Linked DNA regions of Homo sapiens: region 1 is linked to region 2. The links are chromatin loops, found by intact Hi-C in ENCODE. Cell type or tissue: GM12878. All regions are shown on one strand. Region 1 has its middle 150 kb from the start of LINC00670. Region 2 holds the start of MYOCD (myocardin).

What was found. A loop is a pair of places that touch in the nucleus more often than their neighbours do. Peaks named below come from ENCODE experiments on the same cell type or tissue, not always from the same donor. Only the 100,000 strongest peaks of a DNase experiment are listed, where the experiment ranks them.
Region 1: a loop joins it to region 2, with 4 times the contacts of the local background. A loop is called at or near these places in 3 of 110 quality-filtered maps.

The regions. Positions count from the first base shown.
Region 1 is chr17:12,393,707-12,398,706 of GRCh38, reverse strand. No RefSeq gene overlaps it. Among named protein-coding and RNA genes, the nearest start is that of LINC00670, 150 kb to the left of the region's middle. In GM12878, a CTCF peak has its summit at 2,746; a DNase peak (open chromatin) is centred at 2,723.
Region 2 is chr17:12,664,626-12,669,625 of GRCh38, reverse strand. MYOCD (myocardin) reads right to left here and starts at 3,736. Exons shown (of 14, transcript NM_001146312.3): 1 at 3,383-3,736. The coding sequence starts at 3,437. In GM12878, a CTCF peak has its summit at 2,067; a DNase peak (open chromatin) is centred at 2,077; H3K4me3 peaks cover 975 bases; H3K27me3 peaks cover 342 bases.

The DNA of each region.
Region 1 (5,000 bases), 270 kb after region 2:
AGGAGGAGAAACAGCTGGATTCAGTTACACTTCAGATCCATATAGTTTAGAAATAAATTATCTGTCAAAGTATGTTTTGTTTCTTGCTTATTCCAGCATGTTTGAAAACGTTTGAATTGTTTGGTTGAGGCCAGAATTCTCTAAGGATCAGACTTTCGCTTTACTGCATGTGTCTTTTAACACTTACGGCCCTTTTCTCCCTGGTTTCATGTGATCTGAATCAAATAAAACAAGTGACTAAACTAACAGTTGATTTGATGAAGCCCTAGATCTCCAAAATAGATTGTAGCAAACCTGTCATATATCCAACAGCAAATGCTGATGCCACAACCTTAATAGAGAATACGGAATCCTACAATTTCTCATCACCTCCTGTTATTAGCTGCGTCTAGGCCACCATTAACTCTTGACTGGTTATTGCAATGTCTTCCCAAGTGGTTTCCCCATTTTGACCCTCGACCTCCTTTCTTACTTTGTTTTGCGTTTCCATAAAAGAATACCGGAAGCTGGGTCATTTATAAAGAAAAGTGGTTTATTTAGTTCACAGTTCCGCAAGCTGTACAAGACGCGTGGTGCTGGCATCTGCTCGGCTTCAGGTGAAGGACTTTGAACTGCATCAAAACATGGTAAAGAAGTCCAAAGGGAAATCGAACACAGGCAAAGAGGGGCCAAACCTGACACGTCTCTGGGCTTTATTACAACCCACTCTTGTGGGAACTAATCCTGGAGCCAGAACTCACTATCACAGAACAACCCAAGCCGTTCTTGAGAGATCCGCCCCCAAACCCAACACCTCCCACTAGGCCCCCACCTCCCAGCACCACTCACTGAAGACCAAATTTCAACATGAGCTTTGGTGGACACAAGAAATCCATATCCAAATCATAGTACCCCTCTACAAAAAGTTTATCTCAGCAACCAGAGATGTATTTAAAGCAGATTCTATCCCACCTCTATAACCTTCCTGTATCAGTGAGGGTTCTCCAGAGAAACAGAACCAACAGATTACATATATGTAGAGAAAGAGGTTTATTTTATTTTATTATTTTTGAGACAGAGTCTCACTCTGTCACCCAGACTGGAGTGCAGTGGTGCGAACTCGGCTCACTGCAGCCTCTGCTGCCTAGGTTCAAGCGATTCTCCTGCCTCTGCCTCCCGAGTAGCTGGGATTACAGGCATCTGCCACCGCACTGGCTAATTTTTGTATTTTTAGTAGAGATGGGGTTTCACCATATTGGTCGGGCTGGTCTTGAACTCCTGACCTCGTGATCTACCCACCTCGGCCTCCCAAAGTGCTGGGATTACAGGCTCGAGCCACCGCGCCCAGCCAAGAGGTTTATTTTAAGGAATTGGTTCATACAATTATGGAGGCTGGCAAGTCCAAATGTGCAGGGTGGTCCATCAAACTGGACACCTAGGGGAGAGCTAATGCTATGGTTCAAGTCTAAACGATGTCTGCCGCAGAATTCCCTTTAACTTGTGGGAGCTCAGCCTTTGGTTCTATTGAGGCCTTCAGCTGATTGGATGAGGCTCATTTGCAGTACAGAAGGCAGCCTGCTTTACTCAAAGTCCACCAATTCAAATGTTAACCTCATCCAAGAACACCCTCAGAGAAAGGTCCAGAGTAATATTCAACCACCTATCTTGGCACCATGACCTCTGCCTAGTTGGTACCTACAATTAACCAGCAAATATCCTAGCAATGACCTAAAGCCCCTCATTGCTGGTCCTCAGCCCTAGTTGAACATGGGAATGACCTGGGGGGCTTTAAAAGCCACTGATCTCAGGGTCCCAACCCCAGGGAATCTGATCTGGGGTAAGGCCTGGATATTGGGATTTTTAAAAGCCTCACAAGTGGTTTTAACGTGCAGCAAAGTTTGAGAACGATTGTCCCACATAACCCGCCCTTTCCAACCACCCGCCCCACCACTACAACCTGTCACTCTCCTCCTTGCTGGATTCCCCACAGCCACTCTAGCTGATTCTCTGAGCACTCCACACACACACACACACACACACACACACACACACACACACACACACTAAAAGAGGTGCACGGTTCACCTCCTTCAGAGCTCATCTCAAACACTATCTTATCTTTGACACCTTCCTTGACCACCCTGTACAAAAAAGCAACCTTACTCCATACCTCAACTTTTTCTCCATCACACTATCATCACCTGAAACACTGTTATGTTTCCTTATTTGTTATACTTAACATCTCTTTCCCTCTAGAATGTAAGTTCCAAGAGGGTAGGGATTATATTTGTTCTAGTTATTGCTGTGTCCGCATGGCTTAGTTAGAACAATGCCTGGCGGCTGGCAGAAACTCAGTAAATATTTGTTGAGTGAACAAAGAAGTGACGGATTAGGTGCAGAATTTTTTCCCTAACAATTCAACATTCATATTTCCTAGAGCCCCTCACTGTTATGCATTGGAGCTGTAGCTGCTCCCCACTAGTGGAAGTTTTCTCACATAAGGCTAGGTCCAAACATGTGAAAGCTTTGGACAAACCAACTATTTGTTGCCATAGCCAGGCAATTAGAGGTCCTTCCTTTAAACCAGTTTTCGGTTCTTTCAATAACACTCATCTTGCTGGGGCAGGGGCTGGATCAGAGAGATTTCTGTGCTTGAGTGCTATCTTCCTCAGCCCAAGAGGAAGCACGTTTCCATTATGTAAAAAGTCATACGTGGAAACCTTAATGAATTAGCAGTCATGTTTCCATCTCAATCCTGTGTTAGTTGGCGCCCCTACTGGATGGATGTGGCAGCTGCACTGACTCAAGAATCCAGTCTGGTTATCACAACTGGGAATCTCCCAAGGACAGGAGCCTTCAGTTCTGCAACTTTATCTTCTTACCCTATAGAAGGCTGTCACTGACCATTTGTTAAAATTGTATGTTACCTTGTTTAATGGTTTCAAAATCTTTTTGGAAAGCTTTTGAGGTAACTAACTTAACCCACCACTGGTTAGAGCCAGAGCTAGAGCTTGGACCAAGATTCTTGACTCTGTCCATTTCTCTCCTTGCCTCTTTAGAACACAAAGAAAACTTCCTGGCTTGGGGAATTCTATAATCTCCACTGACTTTATCGGGGAGTGCCAGAATCCAACTACCTTTTCAGGTTATCCTGAAAAAAACCATCTTAATAAAAAAACTTGCCCAAAATCCTTGACTCAGATTTTCTCCTGGGAAACCAAACCCAAGACATCTAGCACCAAATACAAAGCAGTTGATATGAATGAATAAATATATGAATAATTCTTTTTCCTTAAAACTCAATCTCAGTGTCACCCCGTTATAGAATTCTTCCACTTCAAAAGTGGGCACATGTGATAATGCAGATACAATTGAGGAAAAGGTAGTTTTCTCATAAGCTACACATGAATAGATATAACTTCCTTGGAAATTAAGCTCCTCTTTCTACCCTTATTTGTTCTTTTTGGTGCATTGATCAGGTACTGCAAGGCCTACTGAACTGTTTATTTATAAGAGAGAACTGCATTCTGAACTCATGAAACATAATACCTTCTGGAAAGTTGGATCCTGTAAAGCTGTAGAACGATGTGTATTGAAGGTACCTGCCTTTGCATTTTTGCTCCATGCTCCTTGCTTTTTGAATGTCCTTTGGTCCTGAGACTTAGGGGATCATTGTGCACTTCTTTCTTACCCTCATTTCTTAATATCTTCAAGCAGTAGTATTTTGGATCAACCAGTCAGCCTTTGGAGGCACCAGATTCTCTCTCTGTGAGTATGTGGGTATGTGTATGTGTTGGGACTGATGTGATATAGTAATAATGCATGGGGCAGATGGATGAAATGCCAGAGGTTCAAGGTGATTGAAGAGTGGGGAGAAAGAGAAGTGAGTTCAAGGCTGGAGTCTTTAAGGAGATGATGATGTGGGTAAATACAAAAAGTCACAAGGAGGTAATTTTCAGAACTAGAAATGATACAAGCCAGGATTTGGATGTATAAGAGTGACAAAGAAGTTACGTTGGAATAAAATATGGATTAACAAGAATTATTCCATAGGTTCATTCAGGCTCCAGTATTTCACTCCTTCCCACCTGGCATCTTCATTAACTACCCAACTCCAGCTTCAATTCTTACCACCAATTAAGGTAATCTGAATTGAGAATAATCCTGGGTGCATGCATTTTTAAAAGCCACATTCCTTATACTTAAGAGGTGGCTCAGATCACACTTGCCTTGTTCTCAGCCCAAGCCAATAAAAAGAAAAGGAGTTGGGTCTGTCAGAGAAGGGAATACCCAGTGTCAAATCCTTCTAGTGAGGGAGGAAGTGCATGCTGATGAAGGGAAGAAGAGATCAATCAAATGTCTGTAGCTATCGTAGGGCCAGACATTCAACAGAGATCTAAAAATGTGAGGCAACAGGGAAAACATTGGTACTTGAGAAAACAGAAGAGAAGACTTTGTAGTCATATTGGAATAATCATACTAGAGAGATAACGTAACTCCCAGTGAAACTTTGCTTGAGATGGAGAAAATTGGAAGTGAATAAAAATGAGAAAGAAATAAAACTGTATACACCAACATTTACTACACAAAAAAATAGCCTGGGGAGAAAAAAAACTGACAGAAAGAAAGATTTCCTGCAATTCAGGGCAGGAAATGGCAGCGCCTTTACAGTGGAGGCATCAAAGGGAAATAACTTGCTGTGTTCATTATTTACTGCTACGTGAGAAAGTAATTCAAAATTCAGGGGCCAAAAACGTCATTCTATTTATTTGATCACAATTCTTCAATTAAAAAGCAGGGCTCAATGTGGACAGTTTGTTATGGATGGAATTGTGTCCTCCAAAAAGATATACTGAAGTCCTAATCTTCAGTGCCATGAATGTGACCTTATTTGGAAATAGGGTCTTTGGAGATGTAATAACGTTCAGATGAGGTCATTAGAGTGGGCCCTAATCCAACGGCTGGTGTCCTTATAAGAAGGAACTTGGGACACAGCCATAGAGGGAAGATGGCCATGTGAA
Region 2 (5,000 bases):
ACAACAAAAAACACTCAGATTGTAGGTAGGGTTGCCAAAAAGAATAACAGGGCCTAGTGAAATTTGGATTTCAGAGAAAAGTATGTCCCAAGTACTGCTATATAGTGAAAAAGTAATCACTATTGCTTGGAAATTCACATTGAACTGAGCATTCTGTATTTTTATTTGCTAAACTGAACAAGGTTATATTTGTGGGGGTGGGGTCAAGTTCATGGCAATTGCCAGACTTTGCCTCTGTTTGCGCGGTTTAAGATGGGGAAGTGGGAAAGAGAGAGAGAGAAGCAAAAGAAACACAATGATTCTTTAGAAGCAACATCCATTCATGGATCTCTCTCTCCACTTTTGATCCTTTATGTCTGAGGGCTGTGTGTGCCTGTGTGTGGCACACATACGTACCTCCCTGTGTGTTTTGTAGGACACAAGGATTGATATGGAGGAGAACTGTTGATAGTGACACTGATTAGATATTGAATAAACAACATGAGAAGATTAAAAACTGTAAAAATGTGATTAGTTTAAAATCAGCACAAATTACTACATTCATGTAAAACTGCCTCTCCTTCACACACAATTGCCACACAGCACAATCACAGTTACACTTGTTCCCAGTCAATCTTTATGTGTTTTCAGAGAATGATAAAATGTTACCAAAGGGGTCTAAGACATTGCCTAATCCAACCTCAACATTTACCGATTAAATAACTGAGACAGAGAAACTGACCAACCGCCGGTCCCACTGCACATCAATATTAATAATAGAAAAATGTTTTGTAAGAGCCTTCTAAGGCCTGGGCATTTTCGAAGTTCTCTACTTCACATTTAATTCTCACAATGACCCTATAGTCATCCTCTTTATTCAGGTGAGGCAAGTTGAGGCACAGAGAATTATGTAATTTACCTAACGCTCAGGGTCATGTAGCTAGTAAGCAGAGACCACTATGAAAAACCCAGCTAGTCTGGCCCCCGAGACCCACGCACTCAACCAGGACACCCTTTGGCTTCTCAAATGAGTTTATATCACTAAACATGTTCATACATGTAAACTTTCAGAGCTTACTGCTGCTGTAGCACAATTTTGTCCTTAATCACGAGGTCACTCAAATACAGCTTATAGAAAGTTGGTCGGCCATGGTTGACATCGATGATGATTTCAGAGTAAAAGCAGTTATCTGCTCACCTATAAATAAACCCCGTCACAGTGGGTCTGTTGCTGTAATCAGAGAATGGTTCTGTTGCATTTATTTTTTGAAATATGTTTAATGGAATACATAATACCACGATCTACTATCAAAGCAAATATTCGCAGTGAGATAGAAACAGTTTTATGAGTTTACTGTTTGAGTTGCTTTTGAAAGAGAAGGAGGAGAAGAAGATGATGAAAGAGAAGGGAAAACAGTGAAAGAGAGAGAGAGAAATCAAAATAAAGTCAAGGCCCTTATTCACTGTTGGTGACAAAATAAAAGACATTCTCTTAAAGAGAGGCCCTCTTGTTAGCATGCTGCGACCTCAGTGCTGGCACAGCCATAGTAGTAATTACATCCAGAAAGAATAACCTCCATTCAAACATTACATTTTCTAAGTTTTACATTCCACTTGTTTTTTTTCTCTTGTCTGTCAAGAGACTATCAATGTTTGCATCTCAGACTCCAGATTCCCTGTTTATCAATGACGGGAGGATTAAGGATGCCTGCTTCTGCTGTGATATCATGTTTTCCCGAAGCTACCTTTCCTTATGACACAAAAGCCTGCACAACTTTAAAAAAAGTGAGGCTGGAATTCTCTGAAGCTCCAGGATCAGGGTCTTCAGGGTCTACTTAGGAGACACCAGGACTCCACAAATCCACTGAGATGGAAGTTGGGAGTGTGGCAAAAACTGACTTCCCTCTCCACTGCACTTTAGCTGAAGGAGGGATTGATAAGCGTTTTGCAAGTCTACTATCAAGTACATCACCAGATCCTTTTAGAGACAAACCAGCACCCCCAGACCCTCCACATTTAAACTGGCAAGGAAGCATTTGAAATGAATGCAGCCTCATAGAAAACAAATCTACATCCTCTCTTCTTCAGAAAGGTGGCAGTGTTGCCTTACAGTTTTGACCGAATACAACGCAGTGGTGAGGTCTCTAGCTGGTTAACAGATCAACCGCCTCACCTCACCATGGAAAGGAAAGGAAGGACTTAATCCACTGCCGACCCCAGTGGCTGGCGGACTCATCCCAGAGCTTCAGGGGCAGTGAGACTTGTGACCGCCTAAGCTCTTGAGTTTTCAACTTGCATCAACAATGAAGATCCTAAGAAAATCTCCAGTTGACTCCACAGGCATCTAAAAACCAAGGGCATCTAAGAAAGTCACAGATGAACCTTACCTCCCAGCATCTACATTTTTCCTTTTTGAACCATCCATCCCAAGTGAAACAACTGAGTTGGCCCCATGTAGAAGGGCTAAGGAAACTTTAGCTTAGCAACCTATGCCAGCATCTTTCTGACACCTGTTATGTCTAATGTTCACATCAGAGTTCTCCTAAAAGTCATCAATCTAAGTAGAAGTCCTACATTGTTGAGTGTGTTGTTAACCAGTTTTCTAAAACCAACATTATACACAGAGCTACTGAAAAATAACTTCAGAAGTCAAGTGTTGCTTTGTCTAAACGTGGAGACCCACACAGACACCTTCCATGGGCGCGTGTACAAGCCCTTCTGGAGAAGCGGTTAGAGCTCCCGTCTCTCCCTTCCACTCACCTCCACTCAGCGTCCTTTGAGAAGTTTCTCCATGTGCCACTAACACAGAAATTTTGGGGGAAATTCTCTATTTATAAATATCAGATGGTTTGGGAAAAAATATTTGTGGCACTGGGCTTTCTTTTTTTTTCTACAGTGATGTCATTTTAAATACTTGGTGTGCTCCAAATTTGCTATTTTTACTTCCCCCAAGTGACTTTTTTTGGGAAATACATTTGTTTGGATTAGCTACATTTTAAGTGACCCCTGTACCTAACACACAACATCAGGTTCATCTTCTCAGCGATTATAACCGATACTACGCAGCTTCCAAACTTGAAATCCCTTATTTGTTCATTTCCAAAGTTGCTCCCTCTGAATGTACCCCTCCAAAATTTCTATTCATAGATGCAGAGAAAATAAAATAAAAGGATTGGCCTTTTCACAGATGAACAACCACACTCGACCACCCAAAGCACTTACAACGGAAGACACGAAAGGCCCCCAAAGTCAAACAAAACTCTTCGCTTCCACAATGTGCTTTTGGGGAACAAAGTTGAGGTAGACCTGGCAGGCTTTGAAACATTTATTGGAAAGCAGTTCTAGAGTTGAGAATTGCAGAAGAGGAAAGTTTAAGAAGGAATGCTAAATGCCTTAGCCCTACCTGATCTGAACTTGCTCCTAATCAGCAAGGAATGCTCAGACCCCAGGAGTGTCATGTTGAGTCTCAGCAAGCCGCTGGTCCCTTGGCCAGGCGCCCCCTGTTCTCCACCAGCAACAGGCTCCCGGGAGCCCAGCTGACCGCAGCTAACAACCCAGAATTCATCCAACTCTCCGTGAGCTCCCCTGGGTAGGAGTACAGTGGCAGCCAGTGTCCCCAGAAAACTGGCGCCTCCCCCCTCGCCGTGCGGGGCTAATTAACTCTTAGCCGGCGGGACCCTCCTCCTCCTCGGAGGTTGGCCAGGAGCAGCGCGGCATCCCAGGCGTTCCTGTCTGATGTCATAGGCTGCCGGCGATTGCGGAGAATCGCCACCACGCCTTTATGAAGGTCCCAACTTTGCCATCTGATACCCTTTACTACTGACAGGCGCTCAGCCAATCAGGAGCGGCGAGCGGGGTCTGGGGACCCGGAGCCGCCGAAGCCGTCTCGGGAACCGGCTCTTAACTCTTTGCGGCGGGCCCCGCAGCCGCCGAGGCACAGAGGGCGGGAGCAGGGCCAGGGGTCGGGAATCTGGGAGAGGGGCGCGAGCTAAAGAGCGGATGCCCGGAGGAAAGAAGGAAGGGCTGCGACGCCGCGGGGCTTGCAGGTGGTTCGCGGGGCTGCGGCAGCCGCTGGGAGCTCCGAGGTCCTGGGGATGGGCGTGCGCAGCCGGGGCTTCCCCGGCCGGGCTTCTGCCGGCGAAAGGGAAGCGGCCGGGATCTCCCGCCAGCCGGCTGCAAAGGCTGCGCGAAAGGGCGTGCGCGCCCGCGGGACAGTTCACGCGGGGCAATTTGGAAATAAGCTGGACCCCTGAGAAGAAAAGCTTCCGACGGACCGAAGCCCACGCATTCCCCTCGGTTTGAGGGGCTCAGGGCACTGGCAGAGACGATTCTGTATCTCGCAGCTCCAATACTGGACTTAGATGCATTTCCACGGGGAAATGGAAAGGCTTTCATTTTCTAGGATATGCTTTTTGGGGGGACAAATGTGACACGGCGCATCTGGAGATCCAGCTGCGACACAACGCTCCCACCTCACAACCCCGAGGGAATGGGAAAAGATACCTGAGTTGGAGTGAAAAACCTACTGGGCTCTAAATAGGGAGGGGCTCTGGAGCAGGGGGCAAGTCAGAGCTCGGGCTGGGCTTAGCTTGGGAAGGCTCAAAAACTTTGCCTGCGAATGAGTCTCTCCTTAGGGGAAAATCCATTCCGTAACCGACCCAGAGTTATTTGTGCATCTGGCCGAGGTGTTATAGGCACATGGATCAATGAAATAAAACAAAGACCCATCTCTCAAGAAGCCCGTTAAATAGTTGGTGGCTCAGAACATAAAAACCACTCTGTATACGTATATAATTAGGGCTTATTTGCAACTTCATATGCACGTGGACCCCGGGTGTCGTCTATTACACACAAGCCTGCCTGCATACTACGAGTCCTTAAAAGATCAGTCGGTGACAGATGGAGACCCGAGGTGACAATAGCTCATGGGGACAACCTCTAATGTCCTGGTCCCGGCCTCTGCCCCATCCCCTGTTGCTGAAAACACATTAGAGGGGTTAGCCCTAGAGCTTACTCTCTGG